4 separate regions of the Mus musculus genome follow, and all the other regions are linked to region 1. Evidence: chromatin loops called from intact Hi-C (ENCODE). Cell type or tissue: heart. All regions are shown on one strand. Links, peaks and the distances in the headings refer to the core of each region. The heading gives the core; the rest is flanking DNA. Region 1 holds the start of Nos2 (nitric oxide synthase 2, inducible). Region 2 has its middle 29 kb from the start of Lyrm9. Region 3 overlaps Lyrm9 (LYR motif containing 9). Region 4 has its middle 11 kb from the start of Tmem97.

Region 1 (7,169 bases), core at 2,170-7,169:
AACGTACAAACATGATCTGGGGATGTCTCTCAGTGCTAGAGCACCCACTTAGCATGGGGAAGGCCCTGAGTTCCATTCCCAGGTACCACACACAAAAAGGGAAAGGGTGGGCCGGTGGTCGCTGACGTGTCAGGGTGAGCGGTTGCTGTCACTCTTTGTCACTGGAATAGTCCAGTGTAGAAAGGAGGTGTGGCTTCTCTGAGCCTACACAGTTGATCCGAGGTGGAGCTGTGGCTAGAATCCAGGAGTCTTCAGGCTCATCTAGTCATGTCCTCAATGCCTGGTGCTCAGGGACACAGTCATCACAGACCCAAGTTCTGTCCCCTATACCAATCACCACGGTTGCTGGATGATGGTTTGGAAAAGCACTGGAATGGGCACAGTGGCTAGCAGGTCCAGGCTGGTACCTGACCTGACCTTAATGCAAAAGAAGAGTGGTGGAAAGGAGAAACAGCCACCAAGCCCTTACCCTGAGCCAGCATGTCAGAGCCTTGGCTGGCACCAATCATTCAGGTGACAACACACCTAACCTCCAGGCCCATGGGTCTCATGCCTCCAGAGAGTGAGGAGTCAGAGGACACGGGCTAGTCTCTACAGGAAGGCAGCCCTAAGCACTGTTCTTTGGGTTGTGGGTGCTACACAAGCCTGGGTTTCTTGTGGAGGAACACTAACAGCACGGGACAAGGCCAGAGAGATGTCTCCCACCCCAGATGTGCGTGTCAGCCTAAGAGGACAGGCAGGGCACAGTGTTGAGGCAAGGATACTCCATACACATCCAGGAGCCTCACTGCTCATGACCCTAAGTCTCTTCTGTCACAATAGCAGATTTTTGGATATATTAAATAACAGAATTCAGCCAAGCACTCCAATGTAAAATAGATGAGACTCTGGAAGGTTCTATAGATGGAAAGTTATAGTCTCTATTTCATAGAGTTTGGGGGTTGATTTAAATAACTTGTTGCAGGCGTAGCTGTAATATTTGAAAGCATAAACAGGAACTAAGGGTTCCATTGTGACAAACTTTTAAACCTCACCGTAGTGTAGTTGCTCCTGTATGTATCCATCCCCTGAGCAATGTGGACAAAGCTCCTTCAGGACTAGGGCACCTCCATCACTCTGAACTTTAATCATCCCTTCTTTTTTTCTAGACTTTGCGCTCCCCATTAGACGGTCCGTCTTTCCCAAGTATTGGGTTTGGGGGGGGTGTTGCCTGGATAAAGACTAAAAGGAGGTTGACTTTGATATGCTGAAATCCATAAGCTGTGTGTGTGTGCAAGTGTGCATGCGCATGTGTGCACATGAGTGTGCAGGTATATGTAGGAGCTAGAAGACAATCTCAGCTCTTGTTTCCCAGGTTACCCAGCATCTCTCACCAGCCTGGAACCTGCCTAGTAGGCTAGGCTGGCTGGCCAGCAAACCCTAGGCATATTCCTGTCTTTACCTCCCCAGAACTTATTGCAAGTGTGTGTCACCACACCCAGCATTTTATCATTGACCTATTGACTGGTGTGTGTGTGTGTGTGTGTGTTTGTGTGTGTGTGTGTGTGTGTGTGTGTGTGTGTGTGTGTGTGTGTGTGTAAATTCCTTATCTCACCAACCCATGCCCAGCTTTTGAACTTAGGTCCTTGTACATGCAAGGCAAGCACTTTACCAACTGAGCCATCTCCCCAGCCCAATTACTTGATTTGTAATTCATTTATTCAATCAACAATTTATTTGTTCTCCCAACTATTGAGGCCACACACTTTTTGGGTGACTTAGTCTGTGTACCTCAGACAAGGGCAAAACACGAGGCTGAGCTGACTTTGGGGACCATGCGAAGATGAGTGGACCCTGGCAGGATGTGCTAGGGGGATTTTCCCTCTCTCTGTTTGTTCCTTTTCCCCTAACACTGTCAATATTTCACTTTCATAATGGAAAATTCCATGCCATGTGTGAATGCTTTATTGGAAGCATTGTAAGAAATTATAATTTATTCGTTTTTGTTTGTTTCTCAGAACAGGGTTTTTCTGTGTAGTGTTCCTGGCTTATCCTAGAACTTACTCTGTAGACCAGGCTAGCCCAAACTCAGGGATCAGCCTTTCTCTGTCTCCTGAATCCCGGGATTAAAGGCTTATGCCACCACACCCAGGTAGGACATTATAATCCTATATATAAGAAGTCACCCACACATACAAACACACACACACCACACACACACACACACACACACACACACACACAGAGAGAGAGAGAGAGAGAGAGAGGGAGAGAGAGAGAGAGAGAGAGAATGCCACTGAGAAAAAAAATAAAAAGGCTTCACTCAGCACAGCCCATCCACTATTCTGCCCAAGCTGACTTACTACTAGTGGGGAAATGCTGGTCAGACGGCATCTGTGCCCACAGCTTGCCTTCCATCCTTTCTAGAAAACCTCCTGATGAATGTGTCCTGGGCGTGTTGGAATATTGGCACCATCTAACCTCACTGAGAGAACAGACAGAAAGCCAGAGAGCTCCGTGCCCAGAACAAAATCCCTCAGCAGCTGCAAGCCAGGGTATGTGGTTTAGCTAAGAAAAGCCAGCCTCCCTCCCTAGTGAGTCCCAGTTTTGAAGTGACTACGTGCTGCCTAGGGGCCACTGCCTTGGACGGGCGACCAGGAAGAGATGGCCTTGCATGAGGATACACCACAGAGTGATGTAATCAAGCACACAGACTAGGAGTGTCCATCATGAATGAGCTAACTTGCACACCCAACTGGGGACTCTCCCTTTGGGAACAGTTATGCAAAATAGCTCTGCAGAGCCTGGAGGGGTATAAATACCTGATGGCTGCTGCCAGGGTCACAACTTTACAGGGAGTTGAAGACTGAGACTCTGGCCCCACGGGACACAGTGTCACTGGTTTGAAACTTCTCAGCCACCTTGGTGAAGGGACTGAGCTGTTAGAGACACTTCTGAGGCTCCTCACGCTTGGGTCTTGTTCACTCCACGGAGTAGCCTAGTCAACTGCAAGGTGAGTCTTGTGTTGGGGACAGCTGCTCTTAGGAGTGTCTTCCTGCTTGGGAAAGCCCAGAAAACCAGGCTTTCCCTTCTCCCCCCACCCCACCCCTCTTTTTGTGGCTGGACTGAAGCTGATATGGAAGGTGTAAGAAGCACACCCACAGAAGGGTCTGCCAGTTGAACAGGGCGTGTGGTCAGATTTCTTCTCTGCAAATGTTTACTGTGGTGATTACACTACAAAGGATAAACTTTCTAGAAAGCTCCGAATAGGCTGGGGGGGGTGGTGTTAATACATATAGCTTACTTTACTCATCTTTATGAGATGTGCCCTCTGCCCCACCCAGATCTGATAAGATGGTTATTATTAATCCCATTTTAGGAGTGAAGCAATGAGTTTCAGTTAACTAACTTGATTTAGATGAGTAACTAGAAAAACTCAGGGTAGGGTCCAGTTCATCGGGACTCTGAGTTTCACTGTTCCCCTTAGGTGGGTTCTTGTACCCCCCCCCCCCGTATCTTCCAAGTATATCTTTCCTCAGGGAGGGCACTCGCCAAGGAGAAGCCACATACTCTCAGGGCAGTTCCACTTTCTATTTCTTGTCTTTTTCGTAAAGGATATAATCTCAACTCTGGAGAGTTTAATGCTCTTTTATACAAATCATTGACTTCTTCTCAAGTAACAAAGAAGAAGAAGGAACATGTGACCTAGTGTCCTTGGCTCAGGATGCGTGATGACTCCCAAATCAAAGGAAAGGTGGCCAGGACTTGAGTGCTAGCCCCAAGTGCAGGTCCAGAGGGAAGGGTACTAATGACAAGTGCTTGCCCCTCTCTCTGGTCAGCAGGTGGCAGGAAGGGTCAGGCAGATGCACACACTCCTGTATTAGTGACCCCAGCTCCTGCCCACCTTGCTGGAGGCCATGGAGTAACTCCTGCCAAGAGAAACTGAATTGTCCTAAGGAAGCTTGTGGATGCTTGCTGTCCTTGGTAGGTGGCTATGTGGCATCCCAAGTTATCCCAAGTTTGGTTTGTTATGTGTCTTTGTAGAACTGGAGTCTGTCCCACAAGATTTCAACTCCAAATAAAACTGCCGAGTGCAAGCATGGAGAGAGAGCACTTCTGTGCTAGCCTTAGCTGGGCTCTGTCTCCATTCTCTGGGACACTAGCGCCCGCCCGTGAGAAGGCTCTGTTCTGTTAGGCTCTTCTTCAACCTCACCTCACAGCCTCCCTCCCCTTCCTCAGAGAACGGAGAACGTTGGATTTGGAGCAGAAGTGCAAAGTCTCAGACATGGCTTGCCCCTGGAAGTTTCTCTTCAAAGTCAAATCCTACCAAAGTGACCTGAAAGAGGAAAAGGACATTAACAACAACGTGAAGAAAACCCCTTGTGCTGTTCTCAGGTAAGCAACCTCTCTCCCACTTCCAGCTTTCTCCTCAGGGCTTCCAGGCCCCTGCTGCCTCTCTCTGTTCTGGGCCACCTAAGAGAGTCTGGTCTCCAAGGCCCTGCTTGTAATACTCTACTGGAGTCTGATGCACCTTCCTTGGTGTGGACAAGGAAGGCCCAGGATCCCCATGCTGCTCCTGAGTGAGTCTGTACTCTCTGGAGGAAGAAGGAAGGGGGAAGGGGAATATGAGAGAACGGAGACTGGAGAGCCTAGTGGTCAGCTCAGTAGTGACGTCCTGATTGGCCAGGGCATGTGCCTCACCAGTTAGATATTTTGACTATTAGGCAACTGAAGGGTGTCAAGATGGCCCTGTACTATCCTCAGTGACTGTGTGACTTTGAGTAAGTGCACCTGTCTGAGTCTCAGGTCTGCAGTGTGATTTACCTGATAGTCACAGAAGGGCTTGTCACCATTTAAGAGGCTTCTTTGTCACAGGACTACACCGTGCACACACCTACACTCTTTGAACGTAACCTTCCTGGGGCCCTTAGTTATGATCTCATTTTGCAAGTGAGGCTCTGGAGGGCAAAGTCTGGCTTACATGACTGCTAATGTCAGAGACGAAATCTGAGTTTGGCCTGAGGCATCTTAGAATTGAACTAGTCCTCCAACAATTTATCCGGATGGACTAGGAGAATTCTAGAGAATGCTAGGAAACTACAGCCATAGCCAGGGACTTGAGGCTAACTTACGTAGAAAGATGATGAGCTGGCTTTCTTTGCAATGTGACTGCACAGAATCACGTCCAAGTCTCAGTCTGTACCTGGCTCAACATCTGCAGGACTACAGTGGACAGCGCCCCCTGGAGGCAGTAAGCAGGAAATCTCTAAATTTCCCTGTCCTGGTGTTGCCAGGTTTAGAAAGCAAGTTTAGGCAGAAGGGAGTAGCTTTGCCACTTCATAATCCTGTGGCATTTGTGACGTCCCTTAGCCTCCAAACCTCTGCCTCCTCACTTGCAGGAAAATAGTCATTATGTTAGGAGTAGAGGAGACAGATGGCTCAGGAGTGACAGGCAGAGTGAGTGGGAAGGGACTGGACCACAGCTGTCAGCAATCCTGGGGCTCAGGTGCCCTCTAGCACTTCAGTCTCAAAATACCGTGACTTCATCCCGTTTTTTTCTCTTTACCCGGTCCCTACAACCCCTACCTTCTGTCGCCTCAGAATCCAGGTGCCTCCACACCTCTTTCCCTCCAACTTGACTTCATAGAAGTCATGCCCCTGCTCCAAAATCTTGGGTAGCTGCTGGTTACCTGTCATCACACTGAGACAAGAAGGAGGGCACATCCTCTGACAATCCAGAAGGGGACTGGGTTGTCCTCCCACTTTAGGGAAGAGGAGACAAAAGTCCACCGTGCTTGAGTCATCTGAAGATGGCAGTGGTGAAGCAGGCATTCAAACTGGACAGTCTGGCTTATGGCCACCATCCTGGTAGCTACACTGTAGGTCTCCAATCGAGATGTATCCCAAGGACAAGGACACTTGAGGCTTTCTCACCTGGCACTATACTGCCAGTTTACATGTCAACAGAGCCCTTCTGCTTCATCAGTGGATTGATGCAACCATTTATTAACTGCATATATGGCCACACATATTTATAGTGTCCTTAACACTATGTCAAAAACCAGGCAGGAACTGCTTTTATCGTGTCTAAAGAGGTCAGTTTCTAGAAAGTGGAAGAGCTGAGATTTGAGCCTAACTCCTGTCTCTGAGGACTTAGTAAACTCTGGGCTGAGAAAGAGACAGATCCAGTCGCTACAGTCAGAGAGGAAACGGGTGGGGTGGGGGAGGGGGTTGCGCATGGAGAGCAACAGTTTCCTCCCTAGTTGGAGGCAGTCTTGGCAAGGCAAGATGTTAGAGAGGTTTATGCGTCTCTGAGCCTCCTCCTAAGGGCACCGCCTGGCTGTGGGGTCAGGAGGGCCTAATGAGCTGCAGGTGGCTTTCTTAGAGGAGGGGGCCCAGCCGAGATGGGACTGCCCAGGAAAGGTGGCAAGAGGATGTTCCTGGAAGAGGAAGCCGCGTACAAAGGGGATTTTAGTCTGAAAGCAGTGGGAGCCCGTTATTTATTTTTATTTTAAGACATAATTTTCAAATCTATGCAGACGAAGAGCCTATTCCTGGTGGCTTTCAACTTTGTGTAAACAAGAGATTCAGAAGTGTGCAGGGTGTGTCCTTGCATGTGTTTTAGAGACAAAGGATAAATGTGGGACCGTCTAGGTGACCCACAGGGAGTTTAGAGCAAAGGGTTTCAGGATGCTTAAAAGTACAAAACAAAACAAACAAAAACACCCAAAACACTCCTCGCACTGTAATCGGGCTTGGGGATTCATTTGCTGAAATATTAGCCAGAAGGGTCCCTGAGGGCTGTAGCCCTATTTCACCTGCAACAGGGAGAAAGCGCAAAACATTTCCTGGGAGCGCTCTAGTGAAGCAAAGGTAAGAGATGACCCTAGGGCTGTTGTATGGCCTTGAGCAGGATCCTCATTTCTCTGGTCCCCCAGCTTCTGCCGCCATAAAGCAGGGGTAGTAAAGAATTGCCTTCTTAGTTGGATTTCGTTAGGGTGTGAGGACATAACCCGGTGCAGCGGGGAGTCTGGGTCGCGATCCTTACTGTCCCTTCGAGAGGAATACACAAACGAGGCACTCGCGCGCTCCTGCTTGTCCTGGGCCACTAAGAGCTGAGTCCTGCCCGCAGCAGGAGGGCGGGCGCTACGGGGGCGGGCGCTGAGGGGTTTCGCGGCGATAAAGGGACA
Region 2 (7,546 bases), core at 1,578-6,577, 66 kb before region 1:
TTTCCCCACCTGTTTCCTTCTCACGTGTGCTGTGTGTGTCAGGGGAGTGCAGATGTGAGTGTGGGTACTAATGAGGCTAGAGGAGGGCACTGGCGTCAGGTCTCTTCCTCTACCATTCTCTGCCTTAGTCCTTGGAGGCAAGTTCTCTCCCTGGAGCTTATTCCCCCACCCCCACCCCCACCCCCACCCCCACCCCCACCCCCACCCCCACCCCTAACTAGGCTGAAGGCTGGGAAGACACAGCTATCCCCTAAAGTGTTGGAGCAATGGTTCTCAACCTGTGGGCCGTGACCCCTTGAGGGGAACTGTCAAACAATCTTTTCACAGGGGTCACCTAAGACCATCTATCACGCGTATCTGATATTTTTACATTATGACTCACAAGAGTAGCAAGTTTACAGTTACAAAGTAGCAACGAAAATACTTTTTGGTGGTGGGTCACCGCATGGGTATTGAAGGGTCTCAGCATTACGAAGGTTTGGAACCGTTTTGTTGGAGTTACAGGCATGCGCAGGACCAGAGCCAGCTTGATACGTACTTGGATACTGGGGGTTGAGCTGCAGTTCTCACGCTTGCATAGCTTGCTTGCACTTCTCTTACCTGCTATTTCCCCAGGTCTCCCCCGCCCCAACCGTTTATGTCGGCTCCGCCCCTCAGTTCTGGGGATTATAAGGATGCACCTATAATCTCTCAAAGGAGAAGACTGAGAAGGAACTAGTCCAGTAGATAGAGTCACAGAAGGGGGAGGGCTTGAGCAGCTGCCCAGGAATGCCTCTAGGGAGCATGCGCAGGATTTCCTTGTTCTTCCATAAATCCCTGAAAATCTTCCTCCTAAAACCCCCTCACAAAAGATGGATTTTTTTTTTCCCTTTAGCCCAGACTTGAATAAACTAGTCTCCCCCACCAATATATGCAATATGCCTATCTTTTTATTGTTGTTTGTTTGATTTTGGTATAGATCACCATGCAGAATGTAAAGCACCTTGGTCTCCTTACATGGTCTGCCTTTTGGAAAACTCCCCACATTTTTTTTCCCCCTGAGACAGGGTTTCTCTGTGTAGCCCTGGCTGTCCTGGAACTTACTCTGTAGACCAGGCTGGCCTCAAACTCAGAAATCCGCCTGCCTCTGCCTCCCAAGTGCTGGGATTAAAGGCGTGCGCCACCACCATCAGGCTCTCCACATTTCTTTAGCAGCTGCCTGGCTTCTTCAGGGAGAGGAGGAGCTGGGATTTTTGTTTTCCTGGTTTTTTTGTTTGTTTGTTTTTTTGTTTTTTGTTTTTTATTTATTTTAAAAGAAAATTTATATTTATACCACGTGGATGCTGGGAACCATACGTGGTTCTCTGAAAGAGAAGCCAATGCTCTTAACCAGTAACCATCTTTCCAGAATGTAATGTTCATTTTTACTTGTATGTTATATGTGTGCCTGCACTTCTGTATGTGCACCAAATGTGTGCAGGTGCCAGGAGAGGGTGCCCGTTCTCTGAACTCTGATTCTCTGGAGGTACACTAAATGCTTTTAACCACCGGTCCCCCCTTAGGCACCCTTCTTTTTTTTTTTTTTTTGGTTTTGGTTTTTGGATTTTTCGAGACAGGGTTTCTCTGTGTAGCCCTGGCTGTCCTGGAACTCACTCTGTAGACCAGGCTGACCTTGAACTCAGAAATCCACCTGCCTCTGCCTCCCAAGTGCTGGGATTAAAGGCGCGAGCCACCACTGCCTGGCCCTTCTGTGTTTTCTGAAAGGCTCTGACTGGGGTGAAGTATTTTGTTTTTCTACCTCTTTGTCAGAACATGTCACAGCGCTAGCATAGCTGCAAGGGGGAAAACCAGACTCTATGGCTTGAGGAAGGTGTGAAATGCATGGATTCATTGTATGAATGAGGAGAGGTGGTGACTGGGGTCCCTTTGGCCATCTACCACACACGTGAGCAGGAGAGCCATTTTGAGAAGTGTAGAAACAGGACACTTTAGTCAGCCCTGAGGCACTCGGTGAGGGAACTATTTTGGAAGCAACACTGAAGTACGGCACTAAAAGCTCTCCCCCATCTCAACTCTAAGAGAATCTACTTTAACAGTCTTGGGTCAGGACTTAAATAAAAGATAGAGGGTCTCTGGCTGATTTCCAATCAATGGCTTTCTGCCTCTGGCTCCTGAGTGATAGGATTACATGTGTACACACCACATCTGTCTAAGAAAAGACAAATATTAATGGTGGCAGAGACACAGCTCCACGCTGTCACTCACAGCAGTCCCAGAGTTCTTTATAGAGATCTCCATTCAAACAGATCTAGAATACTTAGCAGAAAGGAATTTTAGGACAAGTCAAGTGTGAAGCAGTGTTGGAGCTCACCAAGACACTCCTGCCATCCCCCTTTAGACAGGGTTTCTCTGTGTAGTCCTGGAATTTGCTTTGTAGACCAAGCTGGCCTTGAACCCAGAGATCTGTGCTTGACTCTGCCTCCAGAGTGCTGTCACTAAAGGCATGCACCACCATGCCCAGCTCATTCAGATATTTTTAATGTTGATTTTAGGGTAAGGGAAATAAACACCAGGAAGAAAGCAGGCAGAGTTGCTTATTGCTCTCATGGCCTGCTAAGTGTTATGAAATATAATGTGGAGGCAGTGGGAGTGAGTGTGGGTACCTGGTGGGTCCATGCCAAAGTCTCCGTGTCCCACTGAGAAATCTTGACATATGACAGGACCTAGTATAAGGGAGGTTTATTGACAGGGAAGGTAGGGGATCGGGGACCTGGAGAAAGGGTAGAGGCAGGCAGAGCCTCGAGGGCAGAGAAAGTGGGGATGAAGGACAGAAAGAGAGAGGCTAGTGGAAACAGAGAAAGAAAGAGAATGGGGGGGAAGAGAGAGAGAGAGGGAGATTGAGAGGGAGGGGTGGGTGGGGCAGGGGGAGAGTAGCAAGCAGTCCTCTTTATTATATATTGTCACACCTGACTAGCACCTGGCAGGCAATGGTGGCAGGTGATGACACTAACTATTGCTAAGTCGCTGTCAGGAGGAGCCTAGCAGAACAGTCTGTAAGCCCACACTTGGGAGGCACAGGCCAGAGGATCAGAAGATCACAGCACATAGATGGTACTCATGCATGCAGACAAAAACACTCATACACAGAAAATGAAAATAAAAAAATTTTTAAAAAAACCCTAGGAAATCTTGATTTCTTATAAATCTGGTACCTTCTTTCTACCCCTAACCCAGTAAGGCCTGGTACAAAAGAGAACAACAACTTGTTAGAAAGAAATATAAAATGATTTGGTTTCTTTTATAAAGTGAAAAGCCATTCATTTCTCCGAGCTGGAATCTGTTGTAAAGCCAAGATCACAGGACAAATCAAAGTATTTATTATGATTATTTTCTCATTATTATTGAGACAGAGCCTTATGTATCCCAGGTTCCTCTCAACCTTTCTGTGTAGCCGAGGAACCCACTTGCTGCCTTAGCTACATGAGACCCTAGGAACAAGCCTTCTAGCATTTGGCGGGGACATAAAACATATGGCTTCTACATGAACACACATGATGCTTAGCCAACAGGATAACTGTAAACTGAAGTTCCCAGAAAAGAGAAGCCACATCCATGTTAAAGATTCTCCAAGGTCGATCAGCTGATTAACTTATGGAGGTTGGAGTGTTAAAGATCTAGAATAATTACATAATTAACTCTCTGATCTCTCTCTCTTTTTCTTTTAGATTTATTTATTATTATAACTAAGTACACTGTAGCTGGATCCCATTACAGTTGGTTGTGAGCCACCATGTGGTTGCTGGGATTTGAACTCAGGACCTTCAGAAGAGCAGTCAGTGCTCTTACCTGCTGAGCCATTTCGCCAGCCCTTATTTGATCTTTCTTAATGTCCCATGATAGCCATTGGTTGCCAAGCTCCACCTGAGCTGATGTCCTTGCTATTCTCAGGTAAAACTTCTGAAATGTGTTCTTAGTATTAACTTCCACCAACCCCAAAGCTAAGAATGCCCTCTGATAGCATCAGCGGGTTGGTGTTTGTGCTCTGGTGTAACCTGCCTGCCAGATCCTGTTGTCTATGTACTTAGAAAGTACCTTGATTTGTAACTTTCTTTTGTTCTATAACTATACATATTTCATGGCATTTGTGATGACCTGAGTCCCTGGGCCATGGTCACTTATATTTGGCTCAAGGATAAAGTGTCTTTTGTTCCCTTTGAGACTAGAGTCGTGTTTTGTGTCCACTGGGGCTACAGTAGGGGACTGAGGAGTGTGATGCGCTCTTGGCAGTGAACCTGAGGATGGAAGCGGCCTTCCTTTAAAGGGATCAGCAGCTGTGGCTGTGACCACTAGGTGGCAGCATGGAGGTGGCTTTGGCATGTGGTGGCTGAAGATGGGAGTCCTGAATTCTATTGAGGCGAGAAAAATGAAAGGAACTGGACTCAGTACCTGCTGACGATCTGAGTCTGACCACTACTGATCCCACGTGGGGAAGCACAATACGTTTAGGTGGAAGGCTGTCTTGGGTAATCACCCTCTTGAGCCAATACTTTAGAATAGGTTATATGAGTGGGGAAATTCTTTAAAAGCACCAATGTCACACTTGCTTAGAACTGGAGGTACAGACAGCTGGGAGCACATTGTGGATGCTGGGATTTCCAAATAATTAATAAAAATATGTGGGCTGGAGAGATGACTCAGTGGTCAAGAGCACTGATTGCTCTTCCAGAGGTCCTGAGTTTAATTCCCAGCAACCACATGGTGGCTCACAACCATCTGTAATGGGATCTGATGCCCTCTTCTGGTGTGTGTCTAAAGGCAGCTACAGTGTACTCATATAAACAAAATAATCTTTTAAAAGAAACTAAAAATATCTAATGTTTTGAAAAAAATACAGATTGCTCCCTGCCCCTAGAATACACCCTGTAATTTTGAACCAGTTACTTCAAATTTCCCTCAGAAACATCCAAGGATATCAGAATATTCTCCTTGGGGAGTGCAAATAGTGGAATACCACTCTGCAATCCAAAAACTATTGCTACATGCATCACCTTAGACAAACCCCCAAAGGCATTGTACTAAGTGGAAGGAGATATTCTCAGAAGGCTACATCTGCAGTGAGCCCGTTTCTGTGACCAGCTTGAGAACACTAAACTACTGTCATGGAGATGGTGGCTGACAGAGCTTGGGCTGGCAGCGCCGGGCAGTGGTGGCGCACGCCTTTAATCCCAGCACTTGGGAGGCAGAGACAGGCAGATTTCTGAGTTCAAGGCTAGCCTGGTCTACAAAGTGAGTTCCAGGACAACCAGGGCTACATAGAAAAACCTAAAACACACACACACACACACACACACACACACACACACACACAGAGCATGGGGCTGGCGAGTTGGCTCAGCAGTTAAGAGTGCCTACTGTTCTTGCAGAGGACCCAAGATCAGTTCCCAGGACCCACAGATGGCAGCTCATAACTGTGAGATATAAAGGAGACTCCAATTCTTCCACTCCACAAGGCAGTGGAAAGAGAGGCTCAGTCTGGAATACAGCAGGACTTCTGGTAGTTAGACAAAAGCCAGCATTCCTCAGGGATTTGTGAAGCTGGTTCCCTTATAACAAAAAACTATCTCCCTCATCGCTGACAGAAGGAACAAAAGGCTACCTGTGATGCTCATTAGCACAGCAGAGCACATGCTGGCCTCCAGGCTCCCTCAGGATCACAAGTACCTTTTATGCACTTCAAAGATAATGCTCTGCTGGCATCCTAGCCTTTCCTACCTCCTCCCCTCCCCTAACCTTCCTCCAGCTAACCGGCTTTCCTTTCCTCTCCCAGCTACTCATTCTCCTTAATACCCTGCTGTTTTTGAGTTTCTGTTTGTCTCTGTCTCTCTGTTTCTCTATCGCTCCTTCTCACTGTCTCTGCTCTCTCTCTCTCCCTCTCCCTTCACTCTCCGTGTGTGTGTGTGTGTGTGTGTGTGTGTGTGTGTGTGTGTGTCTGTGTGATGTATGTGTGTGTGCGCTTGTGTGTATGATGTGTGTGTTTGATGTGTGTGTGATGTGTGTATGTGATGTGTGTGTGATGTATGTGTGATTGTGTGTGTATCTGTGTGATGCGTGTGTGTGTGTGATGTGTGTGTGATGTATGTGCGATGTGTGTCTGTGTGATTGTGTGTGTGTCTGTGTGATGTGCGCGCGCGTGTGTGTGTGTGTGTGTGTGTGTGTATGTGTGTGTGTGTGTGTGTGTGTTGCTTCTCTCCTGGCCAGGTCCAGACTGCTGGCCATGTTCAGTCTACTTCTTTTCTTTCTGTTCTAGACTTTTCCAGGTGCTTCTGGATCTCACTCTCTCTAGCTCTCTCATCCACAATAAAAATTTTCCCTGTAACCATACTATGGGGTGGTCATGTTCTCCGTTTAAACATCTGGTATCCAAACCTGAGAGGGGCATAAATGGACCCCTACCAAGGGACCCACTTCTAGCTGAACCAAGCTGCTGGTTGGACCCTCCTAAGGTTCGGATCATCTGTTTCGTCTGGATTCTGCTGTTTACTGTATTATATTCAGCTCCAAAGTTTAGAGTCCACCTCCTTAGCTGGTTCTTCCCTCACCTGCTCTCTCCTGCTCCGTAGGTAACTGGGACCTGGGAGTTGCCTGCTCTGTCTCTGTCAGCTCCTGGAGCCTCCTCGCTCAGCTCCCTCTTGGACCTTACTTTGTTTCTAAAAAAGCCACATCAATGTGGAAGCATCTCTAGCCCTACTGGCCATCCCTCACAAGGAAAGGGACACCTCTCCTTTGTGGTTAGAGACATTTCTTTGTGACAAGTCCCTTGGCTCTGCTTGGGGACACCCAGATTGAAGCTCTTGTTGACACTTGCTCCTCTGTCCCTCCAGGAGCTTGCTCTGTCCCTAACCCCCTTCTCTAATTCCCTTTCCTCTTTGGACTCAGAGCTTCCCCAGGCTTAAATGTCTTACTGCAAACAGTTGGTCCTCAGTACAGTCAATAGCTAAGATGGCACACTAGATGTTCAGAGTCTCACAGATTTTAACGATCTGCTAGGGCACAAGCAAATGATGCCAACAGCTCTTACCTAGAAACCTTTTCTGCTCTCTACTCTCAAAATGGACTCTACTGGATTGAGTTGGACAAGGAGCTGCCCCCACACCTTGCCCACCACCAGGGCCCTGGCCAAATGTGGACACGGTTAGGTTGACCACCCTTCTCTGCCCCTCCAAGGTAGGTCAGTTTTCCTAAGTTCTAGTTGTTATTATCACAATCACAGACCCAAAAATTTAAATTTCCTTTGGTTGCTTTCTAAATGCTTTAAAAATGCTTCTGTTGTTCTGCAGACATCTCTGTCATATATGTGTGTGTATGTGCATGTTCATATGCATGTGTATATGACATATATGTGTGTGTGCATGTTCATATGCATGTGTATATGACATATATGTGTGTGTGCATGTTCATATGCATGTGTATATGACATATGTATGTATGTACATATGCATATATGGATGTATTTAGATCTCCAGCCCTCTAGGGAAAGGAAAGAGTGTTCATGCTTTTAACCCTGACT
Region 3 (7,546 bases), core at 1,236-6,235, 85 kb before region 1:
CACAAGTTTTGAAGTATCCTGTGGTACTCCATAATTCTTATGATTTATGTAATAGCTGAAAAACAGATTCAAATTTTAAAAATATGGAAGCTGGAGGGGGCATGGAGGAGTGGTGCATGCCTTTAGTCTCAGCACTTAGGAAACAGACTGAGGCAGATCTCTGAGTTTGAGGCCCACCTAATCTACCAAGTAAGTTCCAGGACAGCCAGGCCTACAAAGAATCCCTATCTTGAAAAGCCAAAATAAATGGATGGATAGATAGACAGACAGACGGACATAGACACAGAAGATGGATAAATGGATTCCTTAGATACAGAAGGAAGCATGGCAGACCGACCATTCCGTTGACACAGACCTTGGGAACATGTGAAGGAGCCTGGGTGGGGGAAGCCAGTCAGCAGCTGCTGGAGCTGGGAAGGGAGGAGCTGGAGGGAGGCAGAGGTAATTGTGGTAATGGTGGTTGGATAAGCTTGCTCTTCATTGCTCTTCATTGTGGCAATGGTGGTTCCTGCAGAGACGGACTTGTGAGAATTGCCAAGTGTCTCTGTGAAGTTTTGTATGGTAATAGCGTCTTTCTTCTCTAATATTTAAAAAGATTTTAAATTATGTTTTATGTTACGGGCATGACTGTTTACTTTCATGTGTGTGTGTGTGCATGCCTGTGTATGTGCAATAACATATGTGTACATAAACTCGTGTGTGCAGGAATGCGTATGTGTGTGTGTGTGAATGCTCACATGTGCGTGCATGAGTGTGTGCACACCATGTGTATGTTTGGTGTCTCTGGAGGCCAGAAGAGGTATTGGATCCTGGATGTAACGGAAGAATCAGACAGTTGTGAGCAGCCATGTGGGTGCTGGGAACTGCAAGTGCTCTTAACTGTAGAACCATCTCTCTAGGCCTTAGACAAACAAACAAACAAACAAACATGGCTTTTGAGGCAGTGTCTCACTATATTGTCTGTCTGGTCTGGAATTCATGGAAGGTGTCAGGTCCCCTTTCTTTTATTACTGGATGCTGGAGCCAGAAATTAAATTTCAGACAGACCTTTTGTCAGCTGTGTGAGCTTAGGCAAGATACCTTACCTTTCTGTGCTTAGTTTTCATATGTTTGCATCAGTTTTTATGTTAAATAAATATTGTGCTCATTGTAACTAATGACTCAGTAACATGAAGTCACATACCTAGTCCCAGCTTCTCTTTGGTCACTCCATCTATAGCTTCTTCGTGGGATCCACACTGTGCATTCTGACCTGCTTAGCATCTCATTAACATGCAGCTATCTGTCTAGGGCCCAAGATTGTATTTCCTTTTTTTAAAAAAAGATTTATTTATTTTATGTATATGAGTACAGTGTAGCTGTGCAGATAGATGGTTGTGAGCCGTCATGTGGTTGCTGGGAATTGAATTCAGAACCTCGCTCGCTCAGCCTTGCTCACTCTGGTCAGCCGGCTTGGCCCCGCTTGCTCCGGCCCAAAGATTTATTATTATATGTAAGTACACTGTAGCTGTCTCCAGGCACACCAGAAGAGGTGTGTCAGATCTCATTATGGATGGTTGTGAGCCACCATGTGGTTGCTGGGATTTGAACTCAAGAGCAGTCAGTGCTCTTAAGAACTGAGCCGTCTCTCCAGCCCAAGATTTTATTTCATACCAGTGTTAGTGCTTTGGGAACAACACTTTTTGACTAGCCAGGTTTAGACCTTCAGGCTTCCCACCCTCTTGCCCGATGCCCTCACTAGCATGTCGGTAGCCTTGACGGCTCTGTGACTGTCACCTGGGGTTTTCTGTTCATTTTCCCTGTTTCACCTGCCACCTGAAGCTAAGCTTTTGCAAGACTCTGGGCTGAGGTGGCACATCTCCTTCTACACTTGCATTAGGTTCTCATGGGCCTGCTGTATGCTAAGGCTAGCCCCAGCTCAGGGTGTAGGCTTCTGGAGTTGGGCCACAAGGGGGACCAAGCCTCTGTGCAGATGGCTCACAGAGGGCTGGGACTGGAGACCGGTGCCACCATGGAACTGGCCCAATGGCTAAGAACGGGATGTTCTGTGTTTTTCAGGGCTGAGGCTCGCACATGGCCCCTCTGCCAGGGGCAGAGCTGGTCCAGACGCCATTGCAGCTGTACCGTTACTTGTTACGTTGTTGCCGGCAGCTGCCAACCAAGGGCATCCAGGAGCACTACAAGCATGCTGTCAGGCAGGTGGGAACAGGTCTGGGGGAGGTGTGCGCTGGCGGGGGGGGGGGGGGGGGGGGCAGAGCCACAGGTACCTGGGAGCAGGCCTAGGAGTTTCATAAGAAGCACTGCAAACATGGGCAGCTGGCCTCTGGCTTCTGTCAGTGGCACAGCGGCTATATCCGTTGGCATCTCAGCACTGTGCTGGGGCCTGAATGAGACAGCTCCAAGGCTATCAAAACAGACTGGGTAGAGGCAGGAGAGAGGAATCAGTTGATAAAGTGCTTGCCGTACAAGCACGAGAACCAGAGTTCAACATCCAGAAAGACTGGCATGGTGGCCTGCACTCAGCATTGGGGAGGCAGAGACAAGAGGATTGGGTACCCCTGGTCCCAGAAAGAGGACCTGTCTAGATAGATAGATAGATAGATAGATAGATAGATAGAATCAGAACAAAGTTTTATGGGCCACCAGGAAGGGCAAGCAGCAGCTCCCGATTAGCAGCGACTGCAGTGATGTCACAGTGGAAGGCTTGACCCAGATCCTCAGCCAGAGAGGAAGGCAGCAGTGGGAATTAGGACACTCGCTGTAGATTAGGGATCAGCTGCATTGATGCTGATTTGTCTGAGTTTGATTGCTGAGGTTACATCAGAGGGTCCCTTTGTCAGGAAACACACAGTGAGGATTTTAGGGGACAAGGCGTAGTGCCTGTCACTTACTTTAGAAGATTCTGAAGAGAGAATGACACAACCAGCAAGGTAAAGGGTCCCGTGCACCCTGTACTACCTTCCTATAAGAAATCACTTCTGGGGCTGGGGAGACGGCTCAGAGGTTGAGAGCACTGCAGCTCTTCCAGAGGATTCCGGTTCTGTTCTTTAGCCACCCGTGTACTGCATGCACATGGTCACAGACATAGACACAGGCAAAACACCATGCAACAAACAAAATAATAAAAATTTAACGGTGGGACTGCAGAGATGGCTTAGAAATTAAGAGCACCGTCTGCTCTTCCAGAGGTCCTGAGTTCAATTCCCAGCAACCCCGTGGTGCCTCATAACCAACGATAATGAAATCTGGTGCCTTCTTCTGGCCTACAGGCATACATGCAGGCAGAATGCTAGATACATAATAAATCTTTTTAAAAAAGAAAATGATTTCCAAATAAAGAGCTAAAAATTAAATTTCATACAGATACATTGTGATGATACACATCTTTAATCCCAGCACTCAAGGGGCAGAGGTAGGTGGATCTCTCTGAGTTCAAGGCCAGCCAGGTCTACAGAGTAAGTTCCAGGCTAGCCAGGGCTACAGAGTGAGATCCTGTCTCACAGAGTAAAAGAGAAACAGTGGTAGCAATAGGAGGCTGAGGGAAACAGAGGGTGATGGTTAGCTTTGGGGCAGTGAGGGGAGACTTCCTGGACAGGCACCGAGTGGGCTCCTGGGATGAGTAGGAAAGTGAATGTGGGTTTGGGAGCACAATCAAGGGAGGGAGGACTCCATTCTTTTGGAAGAAACCTGAGGTTCACAGGTCTTAGGTCACTGGTCAGAAGCCCCCCGGATTTCCCAGGGTCCTTTGTCCCTGTGCCTTCTCTCCCTTCCCCGTTGCTCTCCCAGCACCAGCACCTAGTGGCATCGAGGCCAATCCCTCCCCAGCACACTTCCATCGATGTAGATTCCTGTGCTGAGCAAATCAACCCCAGAGATTGTGGCTCCCCTTGGCCCTGCCAAATAACCTAGCTGCCCAGTGGCTGGGTCTCCTTTTCGCCTCCCTGCGGGCTGCACTGACAGTTCCGCTGCCAAATAAACTAGGGCTCCAAAGCTGTGGTCTAAGAGCAGGGTGGGCCGGATGAGCACACCTCAGCAGAGCTAGGTGACCAGTGCCTCACGGTCTCTTGGGACTGGGCTCTCTAAAGCTCTGGATTTCACATGGCCATGTCCGTTTGTGCTGAAACCTACAGAGTTTCCAAGTTCATTCAGATGAAGACAACTCCGAGAGAATCCAGCAGATTATTAAAAGAGCCATTGAAGATGCCGACTGGATCATGAACAAAGTAAGTGCTTGCTTGGCCCTGGCACTGGAATGGGAATGCTGTAACCTCCTCGGCCATCAGGGGGCGCTCGCGCATCACAGTTGAAAACAGAGGCACCTGCACTCCTCCTAGGTAGGAAGATAATCTCTTATGGTTGTCCCCCCCACCCCCCCTTCCGGTCCCCAAAGCCGACCTTAAAGGAAGCCGGCTAACTGGCTTGGTTCCCATGGCTCCCTCAGCTGCCCTATTCACCCCAGGACCTGGTGGTGGTACCACCCACAGTAGTCTGGGCCCTCCATATCAACCATTTATTAAGAAAATACCTCACAGACACCTATAGGCCAATCCGGTAGAAGCTGAGGGTGCCTCTTCCCAGGTGGCTCGAGTTTGTGTGAAGTTGATCAAGACTAGGCTGCTGTCTAGGACCAACACCTAGACTGTAGGTGGGATAAAGGCACCAGGAATGTGGAGAACTGGAGTGTGCCCCCAGATCCTTGTTGTCCTAGCGCAGACGCTCCAGATGTGGGGTTTAAAATCCACTTTGTAAAAACAGATTTTGATAGGGCATTGACCTCAGTGGTCGACTGCTTGCCTAGTGCAGAAGCCGCTGGGGCTTATCCCTGACAGAAAAATCAAAACAAAGGCAGGAAAGCCTCGATGATTGGCTGGGGACCCTGGGTGTCTGAGGGTCTCCTCTGCCTGGGACTTTTCTCCCACAAACAAGATTCAGAATAAGGCCGAGCCCTGGTGAGTTCCATGCTTAGTCCCAGTGCCCTCGGCCTCCCAGCCTTTTCATTAAAGAAGGAGGGCCTAGGCACCAACTCGATGTGAAGGTGAAGGGTCTCCCGATGGAGTCTCACCACCTCCCAGAAACCCCTGCAGTCGTGGAGAGGCCCGTGTGACACAACAGAGCCCTCCCCCATGGCTTCCCTCACCCGTCTCTCATCTCTCTGTCTTGCAGTATAGGAAACAAAACTGAGTGTCTGGAGCTTACGGCGAGCGCTTAGCTGCCCTGGAGTCACTTGGAACTGAGAAGCCTTCTGCTCTTGGAACAGCATCAGTTCTGGAATATTCTTTGATCTTGTTGGCTGAAAGCAAGAAATCGTAACTGACATTTGGTGAGGTGGTTCTCGTCATTGCAGCCATGTCTCCAGCGTCTTTTATGTCTGCTTTTCCAGACAGAAACGATATGCAATTTGGGGAGAATTTGGAGTTTTTTTGCTTCTTCTCTGTGTTTCTCATTTTTGCCTATCTGTTCTTTTACTTTGCCCTGAAGGCAGTTAATTTATTCTGGAGGTCCCGTCACCGATCTCCCAGCCCCATGAGAGATGTCCCCTCAGATGACCACCTGTATAGAAAGAAACGAACGGGCTTGAGAACCAGGCAGCTGTGGATCTGAATCCCAGCCGGCATACACGCCATCTGTCAGGTGCCCGAGTGAGCCTGGGGGGGTGAGGCGGCAGTCACGTGCCAGCTCACACCAGCTCCCTGCACAGGGACCTTGCTGCACAGGGACCTTGCTGCACAGGGACCTTGCGAGGAAGCCGCTGTGCTCCTCGTCCTGTTCAGTGACTCAGCTGTGAGTGCGTCTTGTCTCCTCTCAGAGTCCACACGCCCTCTTATCTGTGCCATGCTGTGTCCGTCAGTCTGTTAAGCAGCGGCTTCCTCCCAATATGCTCCAGGCAGAAACCCTGACCCTTGAAGTGGGAAAACATCTACTACACTAGACCAGCAATAAGGTGCAAGTAGGCAGGGTAGACACCAGCAGGTCCAGGCTTCCGTGCTCCACAGTGTGTCCTCTCTGGAGAGGAGATTGGGTCCAAGGGGAAGTGGCCCAGGTGGGCGAAGTAGCCAGAAGATGCAGAGAGGCCACACTGGGGGTTGAATGTTCGTGGGGCACTCAGGTGAGCTAGTGCCTGTCTGTGCCCTTGCAGTTCTGCGGGATGATGTGACCTCTGTCTAAGCAGAAGGGGCGGACAGTCCCGAAGCACGTGTGTCCACTTGTGAAAGCTCACAGTTTTCTTCCTCCTCTTTTGATTTATTTCAGACAGGATCTCAGTGTATACACTGGCAGGCCTTGAACTTTTGAACTTTCAGCAGTCTTTCTGTCTCTGCCTCCCAAGCACTTAGATACAGGTGTGCCACAACACATTGCTGCTGCTGCTGCTGCTGATAAATGCTCGTCAGGACAGTTTGCAGGATGCAGCTCACTTCTTCCTCTATGTGGGTCCCAGAGACTGAACTCGGGCTATCAGGCTTGGTGGCAAATGCCTCTATCTGTTGAGTCATCTGTTGGCTCTTATTATTTCTTCTTTAAAAAAAGAAGATCTTTATTTTATTTGTGTGTACCACGTGTGTGCAGGTGCCCTCAGAGGCCTGAGGACATTGGGCTCCCTGGAACTGAAGTTATAGGCAGTATGAGCTGTCTGATGTAAGTGTTAGGAACCAAACCTGAGTCTTCTGCAAGCAGTTAGCGCTCACACTCACGCACACACTCACGCTCACGCTGAGCCATCTCTCTAGCCCTCTATTGTTTCTCCCTGACTGCTGTTCTCTGAATAGGATTGTTCCCTCGACACGTGTGTCAAACAACGCTAAGGACTTGGGTAAGTCAGACACCCACTTGCCTGGAAGGATCATTCCTCAGAGACAAGCAGAGCCACAGGTTTGGGCTCCCAGATGACTGCCAGGCAAAGGGCAAGAGCAAAGCCGCAGTCCCTCCATCCCCACTGCTGCTGTCCAGTCCATCTGAGCCCAGGGACCAATCCTTACCTGGTGGTGTTCGTGGCAGTAGAGTAGCCATGTGTGCCACCATGCCTGGCCTTAGGCAGAGTTGTTCATTAGAATGGGGCTGAGGAGAAAGGACTAACACTGATTTGAGGAGCTGGGGCTGCCACTCACAGGGAGTGTGAGAGGGGTGTGGGGTCCCGTTGTTATGAGGGTGGTTTCAGAGAACACAATACAGATCAGTGGCCAGGTTATCCCTATGACATAGGACATTGACCTGTATCTGGTGGGGTCTCCCTATTGATAAAATAAGGGTGGAAGACGGGCTTATTTCATTTGTTGAAAGTGAGGGAGAGGGCTGAAGAGCAGTTAAGAGCACTGACTGCTCTTCCAGAGGTCCTGAGTTTAATTCCCAGCAACCACATGGTGGCTCACAACCATCTATAATGGGATTTGGTGCCCTCTTCTGGTATCTGAAGAGAGCAATAGTGTACTCACATTTATAAAATAAATAAGGCCGGAGCAAGCAGGGCCAGAAAATATATAAACAAAAAGAAAAAGGAAAACATAAAGAAAAAGGCTACTTTAAAAAAAAAAGAAAGAAAGAAAGTGAGGGA
Region 4 (7,546 bases), core at 924-5,923, 360 kb before region 1:
CGTCTTTGGAGCTGCAGGGTTTTGCCAGGATTGTGGGCCTGGTCTGCCTTGTCAAAGAACCAGTGTTATGTGGGCAGATGGGCAGAGCACGGGCTCTGCAGGGGCTAATTATGAATGACACCACCAGTCTTTTCTCAGCTCTCCTGAGTTAGGTTTTGAAAGTTGTGTTAGCCAGGGCCTGGTGGTGTGTACTTTTAATCCCAGTTCTAGTAGCCCCAGTCCTGGGGAGGCAGATGAGGCCTCTGACTGCCAAACAAGAGCTCCATTGTCTAAGGCAACTTTCTTTTTCCTTTCCGCTGGGTCCCACTGTGTAGCTCTGGCTGCCCTGGAACTCAGTATGTAGAGACCCGCTGTTTGAACTCATAGGGGTCCTGCTGCCTTCTGAGTACTTGGATTAAAGATGTGTTTTAACACGCCCAGTTTCCAGCATTAGACATTTTCTTTCTTTTTGGGGTGTGTGTGTGTGGGGGGGGGGAGTTTGAGACAGGGTTTCTCAGTGTAGCCCTGGCTGTCCTGGAACTTACTCTGTAGACCAGATTGACCTTGAACTCCGAGAGACCCATCTGCCTCTGCCTCTGCCCCTGCCTCCCTGGTGCTGGGATTTGAAGTGTGTGCTCCCACAACCTTGCTAGGCATTTTCAAGGTACGTGCATTTCAAGTATGGTGGTGGAGGTAAACTTAGGAGCCTATTCCTTTACAGTCAATCTGCCCTATTTCCTCCCTGCTTCAAGGCCCCCTTTTTATAGCTCACTGGTTCTAATTTGTGCTTTGTGGAGTGTATTTGTGTGTGTGCATTCACACCTACCAGGAGTCACTATTATAGAAACCTGGCTTTCATTCTCCCAGAAGCCACCAGCTGACAATGACTCCTCAGTGAGGGATGGGGCCTCAAGTCACTTCCCACTCCATGCTTGGTATTGACTGACTTCATCATGTACAGGAACTACAGCTGCTGTGAGTTCAAGAGTGCAGAAGTCTTGTCATAACCAGAAGATAGATTCTCTCTGGTCCACCCCAACCTCTGGCTTTTACAATATTTCAGCCACCAGTCCTCAAGATAACTGAGCTTAAAGGTGATATGGGTGGGGAGGGAAGAATAATGGAGAGGGAAGTTTCATTGGGGAGGGAAATGGGAGGGTAGTGCAGAGGAGGTGATTGGGAGAGAGATAACTAGCACTAAGGATGTTTGAAAAAGACACATGGAAGCCTACTATTTTATAAACTTTTTGTTTGTTTGTTTGTTTCGAGACAGGGTTTCTCTGTATAGCCCTGGCTGTCTGGGAACTCACTCTGTAGACCAGGCTGGCCTCGAACTCAGAAATCCACCTGCCTCTGCCTCCCAAGTGCTGGGACTAAAGGCGTGCGCCACAACTGCCCGGTATAAACTTATTTTTTTAAGGATTTATTTATTTATTATATGTAAGTACACTGTAGCTGTCTTCAGACACCCCAGAAGAGGGCATCAGATCTCATTATGGATGATTGTGAGCCACCATGTGGTTGCTGGGATTTGAACTCAGGACCTTCGGAAGAGCAGTCAGTGTTCTTAACTGCTGAGCCATCTCTCCAGCCCATAAGCTTCTTAATTAGATAAGCATATATATTAGACATGGCATGGTGCCATATGCTTTTAATCCCACCACTTGGGAGGCAAAGGCGGGCAGACCTCTGTGAGAGCAACCTGGTCTACTTAGTGAATTTCAGGCTAGCCAGAGCTACAAAGTAAGACTCTGTCTCAAAACAAACAAACAAACAACAAAGCAAAACAACAATATCACATCATCATGAAAGAGTTTAATTGGAGTTTACACAGGGGATAAGAAGCCATAGGTTACCAAATAAAAAGTCCATTGCCAGGTTTGGGATGCTTTCCCTTGAGGTATACCTTCAGGGGTGTCCTGAGACCACCCCCAAACAATATAGGCTATTCCCACTGTTCTTGGTAGCCTATCAGAACTTGATGGTAAGACTATTGCTGAAGACACCACACACTTTGGCCATAGATATGGAGAAATCAAGCTGTTACTGACCAGGATGCTAGTCCTCACTGGCTAGCTGTTATATTACCAGGTGATAGGAAGGCTGCAAAGGGAGTGAAGGTGGGTCGTCATTAACATTCTCACCCAGCCCTGAGCCCTGTGAGCTACAATAATGACCAGTGTGGCAAGATACGTCAACGATACAAGAGTGTCATGCATGCCCGGGGTCACCAGCCACTTTCTGATTAGATTTAAGGCCTGCTCTACAGGAAAAAGCACATGCTGGTTACTGTAAATTTATCCAAGAAATATGGTTGGTGAGCTCAGGGGCCCTAATGGTGAATCTAGTTCTATTGTTCTGCTAAATAGACACAGCATCACACTGCCTTCTGATTGTATCTCAGTGCGGCTCTCAGACCTCATCAGAGAGCATGTCAGTGGACATGGAGATTCTCAGGACTCTGCATGAACCACCACACCCAGCTTTTATATATTCATTTTGTGTGTGTGTGGGGGGGGGGGCGTCGTCAATGCTTTCTTCCACTCTGTGGATCCCAGGGCTCCAACTCAGATTGTCAGGCTGGGTGGTGGGCATTGTCACCCACCTAGCCACACCACTGTCCCCATTAACTTCTGTAAACATGCAGACTATAAGCAGGCTTTGCTGGACAGCCTCTATCTAAGCTACTCTTCTGCCCTGTGTGAATGCAGGCACAGAGCAGCTAGTGAGTAAATATGGTCAAGTTCTCATTAAGCTTGATCAAAACAGTGGTCAACTTCACCTATGGTAGCCATGTGCTCTTCAGGGACAAACCCAAGTGGCCACGAGGTTAAGAAAAAAGAGAGCACAGAGGTGTCACATCCTAGTTCTAAGGCTTCACCTGGAATTGGCAACACAGCACATAATAGCATCTAGTCCCATTCCCTCGGTTTATTTAGATACTTGCCCACACTTTGCCACTAGGGGGCATGGAAGTCCAGACTAGCTACATGGTAGCAGCCCACAAGCTCCTGGTATGGGAGGTTTCCCATGCAGAAATCGAGGTGACTCTCACTGTGTCTGAATTTGCTAGAGTCTTAGAAAAAGGTGTGCAGAATGAATGACGTTAATAAATTACTCCCCAACTAGTAGCAAATAATGTGGCAAAGACTATCAATAGATGCCACTGTATGTCATTTGCTGAAGAGTAAGATGTGATCTCAAATTCTTTTCTTTATGTGGGTTTGGTACCCACATCTGTAATCCTAATCTTGGGAGGTAGAGGCAGGAAGTTCACCAGTTCAAAGACAGATTCCATTGCACAGCCAAGTTTAAGTCCAGCCTGGACATGTGAGCCACTGCTTCAGAAAAGCCAAAACAAACTCTCCACAGGTTAGTTACTACAGGGCTCTGGTAGAGTGGAGATCTCTGGTAATCAATGCAATGCTGATCACATAATCATACCATTTATCCCCCCAAAATAAGACAAGCTGTTTGTGCCTCCCGATGGGATGGGATAGGAGCAGACCACTCATATTACCTTATAAAAGATCATCACAGGCGCACACGTGTACACACACACACACACACACACACACACGAAGAAAGATGTGGGATTTATTACTGAACATGAGGTTTGGACAGGCCAGTGAGGCCTTCAGGAGTGGAGGAACTGCCACTTATCTAGGGGACCACAATGGGGAATTTATTTCATTCCACAGCCATCAGCTACTGTATCTTTAAATTCACCTGCATTAAACACGAGGAAGCTCCACGTCTTTGAGATCTGGGTCTTCTAGTGGTCAAGGAACTTGAACTTGGCTACATGCAGGACTTCGACCACAAGTTCACTCTCCTGTAGTTTGCTGTGGATATACATGATGCGTTGGCCACTGTGCCCTGGGGCCTCCCAAAAGCACCCCACATACCCGTGGAGCCTAGCCTGGGGAAAACACTGAGATCAGACATGAATAGCCACCAGAAAATTGTCTCCCAGGTCTCTTAGGGTAACCCATGTAGGGAACAGGCTGTGCACATCCCCAAGGAGGCTGCTATTTGTGGCCACATAAGGCTGAGAGTTTCTCCAAATGTTTAACAGGTACCTAAATCTGAGGAAACAAACTGATTACATAAATCTTCTCCCATGACAGCTGGCTCTGCCTGCTCTCCTGCCTCCTCCTTTCTCCCCCTTCTTCTTTTTAAAAAAGATTTGTTTATTCATTTATGTATGTATGGGTATTTTGTCTGCATACATGTCTGCACACCAGAAGGTGGCACTGGATTCCATTGGACTAGTTACAGATGGTTGTAGCTGCCATCTGGGTGCTGGGGACTAAATTAAGGACTTCTCCAAAAGAGCAGCCAGTACCCTTAACGGCTGAGCCTTCATCTCTCCAGCCCTACTCTCTACCTTTTCTACCAGCATTAAAAAGAAAACCAATATAAGGAAAACACCCCTGATCCTGAATGGGAGGAAATACCACATAGTAAAATCTGGAGGATAACTGGAGAATCTGAATAGAGAAGGTACTCAGGTGACATATCATTTGTTAAATTTCTTAACATCTTGGGCTAACACAGGCTGGAGAGAGAGCTCACCAGGCTAAGTGTCTGCATGCAACCCCGATGATCTAGTTCAATTCCTGGAAGCCATTCTTCCCACCAGATGGGAAAGACAGGAAAAATAGCTCAGGAATAGGAGCCAGGTGTGATAGTGCACACCTCGAATCGCAGCACTCAGGAGGGCCAAACTGGTCTACATAGTGAAATCCTGCCTCAGACAACTAAAAAAGAAGTAAGGGTGAGGTTGGAGAGACAGTTCAGTGGTTAAGAGCCCAGACTGCTCTTGCAGAGGACCTGGCTTATGGACCTGGCTCATGCATGCATACAAAACACCCATCACATTTAAAGGCTGGGAAGAGGGCTAGAGAGGGGGTTAGATGCTTGAGTTCTTGCCTAACACCTGGGAAGCCCTGAATGTAATCCTTAACACTGTGTGTGTGAGAGAGAGAGGTGGGGTGGGGGAAATGTCCGTGTTCAGACTAACTGCCACCAGCTCAGTCTCCTGTGTCAGCTTCCCAAGCAGAATGACAGGTGCCACCCCGACTCATCCAAGTCTCCTTATATGGACTGTAAATCTTTACTCCTCCTTTTCTTCACTAAAGATTTTGTTTTGTGTTTTGGGGACAAGGTCTTCTAGCCCACCCTGGTCCTGAACTCATACTATAGCTTATTTCACTTAGGGTGAAGTCTGGTTCAGCCACTTCATCACCTAACAGATTTTTTTTTTCCACTTTAAGCGTGAATAATACTCCTTTATATGGATATACTGTAGCTTATTCCTGGAGGGACCTGTGGGTTTCTACCTTTCTGTCACTGTAGGTAATGTTATGAACACTGGAGTGCACATATTAGAGTCACTGTTTTCTTTTTAAAAAGGATTTATCAGTTTTCACTATGTGTAGTGTAGGTGTGTGTGTGTGTGTTGGGGGGTGGAAGTATGTGTCCGTGTGCAGGTACCCTGGGAGGTTAGAAGTGTTGGATCCCTTTTGAGCTGGGTTACTGGTAGTGTGAGTTGACTGATGTGGGTGCTGAGAATTGAACTCAGGTCCCCTGTGAGAGCAGCAGTAGTTCTTAAGCAGAGCCACCTCTCTAGCCTTAATTCTTACAATGATGAAGCCAGAGATAAGCCCCGTGCTTACTCAGTTTCTGGAGGAACCAACCAACATACTGCTTCTCAAACTCCGCACCATTTACATTCCCATCAGCCATGCCCTGGGCTTCCAACTTCTCCATATCCTTGCCAACATTGGTGCAACATTTTTTTCAACATGTTTTAATCTTTTACTTTAAATATATATTGCTAGAACTTTGAGGCTACAGATTCAGGCTATTTATAATTATGGAAAATGTATACCAGATAAACTGTAAAATCTTCAGTGGCCAAGCAGGCAATCAAAACAGATTTTCCTTCTGTTGGAGAAAGTCAAACTTCATTTTATGTTCACACACACACACCCCCCACACATACACACACAAAATCACTTCTCAGACTTTAAGATAGATTTAAGTAGTGCTTCTGTAGGATCTTCTGTCTTTAGGGCTGTGTCATAGTTGAAATGCTGATTTAAGCACAGGGGTGCATGACTATAAGCCCAGGACTTGGGAAGTGGAGGAGGAGGAGGAGCAGCAGCAGCAGCAGCAGCACAAGGCTGCCTGGGATATGTGAGGCTCTATTACAAAAAGATAAATAAGTGCAGAGGAGAAGGTGCTGGAGGAACATCTCAGCTGGTAAGAGCACTGGTACTCCGGGTTTGGATCCCAGCCTCAATATGGTAGCTCACAGACAGTCATCTGCAATTTCACTTTCAAGGGCATCTAATGCCCTCTTCTGATCTCCATGGGAGAACCAGACCCACGTGGTGCACAAGCATATATGCAGAACACTCGCATACATAAAATAAATCTATCTTTAAAATAAGATAAAATAAGGACCAGCGAGATGGCTCAATGGGTAAAGGCATGTGACACTGAATGTGACATCAGAACATGATGTCCAGGACTCACACAGTAGAGGGAGGGAACAGATTCCTGCAGGTGCTCCTCTGACCTCCACCTGTGTGCATACACATTAAAACTAGTAAAAAAAAAATGCTGTCATAGGTCAGGTGTGGTGGCACATGCCTCTAATTCCAGCATTTGAGAGACAGAGGCAGGTGGTGTGGGTTTGAGGTCAGCCTGGCCTACATTGAGCTCCAGTCTAGCCAGGGCTACATAATAAGACCCAGTCTCAAAATACTCAAAAGATCAATGTGCTGCTTGCTGTAACTTATCCTACCCTCCCATCAGCCATTATACCATTATACTGTCCTATGCAGTTTGTTTTCACCACTTTCCTTGTTTTCCGCGCGCCTCCCCCCCCCGCCCCCCCCCAGTGTTTCTCTGTGTAGCTCTGATTGTCTTGGAACTTGCTCTGTAGATCATGCTGGCCTTGAACTAAAGCGATCTGCCGGCCTCTGCTTCACAGGTACTGGGATTAAAGGTGTAGGCCACCACCCCTGGCTTGCTTCCAGTTCTTGTCTACATTGCTGGGCATCTAACCTATGGCCTTCTACCTGCTAAACAAGCACTCTACCATTGAGCCACACCAACAGGCCTCTGTTGTACTCATGCTTTTTTTTGGGGGGGGGGGTTCGAGACAGGGTTTCTCTGTGTAGCTCTGGCTGTCCTGGAACTCACTTTGTAGACCAGACTGGCCTTGAACTCAGAAATCCGCCTGCTTCTGCCTCCCATGTGCTGGGATTAAAAGTATATGCCACCACTGCACAGCTAGCACCCCCCCCCCTTTTCTAGATGTAAAGATTGGTTTATTTTTATTTAATGTGTATGGGTCTTTTGCCTGCATATATGTGTGTGCTCTTTGTGTGTGAGTGCCTTGGGAGGCAGATGAGGGCACTGGATCCTCTGGAACTGGAGCTATGGATGATTGTGAACTATCATGTGGGTGCCAGGAATCAGACTTAGATCCTCTTCACCGGCAAGCATTCCTAACCACTGAGCCATCTCTCCAGCCCCAGGGATTTATTAT

Evidence for each region. Peaks named below come from ENCODE experiments on the same cell type or tissue, not always from the same donor. Only the 100,000 strongest peaks of a DNase experiment are listed, where the experiment ranks them.
Region 2: it touches region 1 in a loop (6-fold over the local background); 27 of 42 quality-filtered maps call a loop at or near these places.
Region 3: a loop joins it to region 1, with 2.1 times the contacts of the local background. A loop is called at or near these places in 2 of 42 quality-filtered maps.
Region 4: a loop joins it to region 1, with 7 times the contacts of the local background. A loop is called at or near these places in 5 of 42 quality-filtered maps.

What each region holds. Positions count from the first base shown.
Region 1 is chr11:78,918,004-78,925,172 of GRCm38, forward strand. Nos2 (nitric oxide synthase 2, inducible) reads left to right here and starts at 2,784. Exons shown (of 27, transcript NM_010927.4): 1 at 2,784-2,992; 2 at 4,219-4,374. The coding sequence starts at 4,265. RefSeq lists a promoter at 1,232-2,986, enhancers at 1,486-1,498, 1,794-2,061, 2,591-2,611 and cis regulatory regions at 1,986-2,005, 2,614-2,780. In heart, for the core only: a CTCF peak has its summit at 5,226 (motif pointing left); DNase peaks (open chromatin) are centred at 5,228, 6,298 and 7,138; H3K4me3 peaks cover 494 bases; H3K27me3 peaks cover 3,184 bases.
Region 2 is chr11:78,852,105-78,859,650 of GRCm38, forward strand. No RefSeq gene overlaps it. Among named protein-coding and RNA genes, the nearest start is that of Lyrm9, 29 kb to the left of the region's middle. In heart, for the core only: a CTCF peak has its summit at 4,330 (motif pointing right); a DNase peak (open chromatin) is centred at 4,337; H3K27me3 peaks cover 685 bases.
Region 3 is chr11:78,833,960-78,841,505 of GRCm38, forward strand. It overlaps Lyrm9 (LYR motif containing 9), which reads left to right. Exons shown (of 4, transcript NM_001076681.2): 2 at 2,059-2,199; 3 at 4,131-4,223; 4 at 5,164-7,546. The coding sequence starts at 2,074. The coding sequence ends at 5,181. Among named protein-coding and RNA genes, the nearest start is that of Lyrm9, 11 kb to the left of the region's middle. In heart, for the core only: a CTCF peak has its summit at 4,272 (motif pointing right); no DNase peak of the experiment used is centred there; H3K27ac peaks cover 961 bases.
Region 4 is chr11:78,557,703-78,565,248 of GRCm38, forward strand. It overlaps the pseudogene D11Bhm181e and the pseudogene Gm22947. Among named protein-coding and RNA genes, the nearest start is that of Tmem97, 11 kb to the left of the region's middle. In heart, for the core only: a CTCF peak has its summit at 2,950 (motif pointing right); a DNase peak (open chromatin) is centred at 2,929.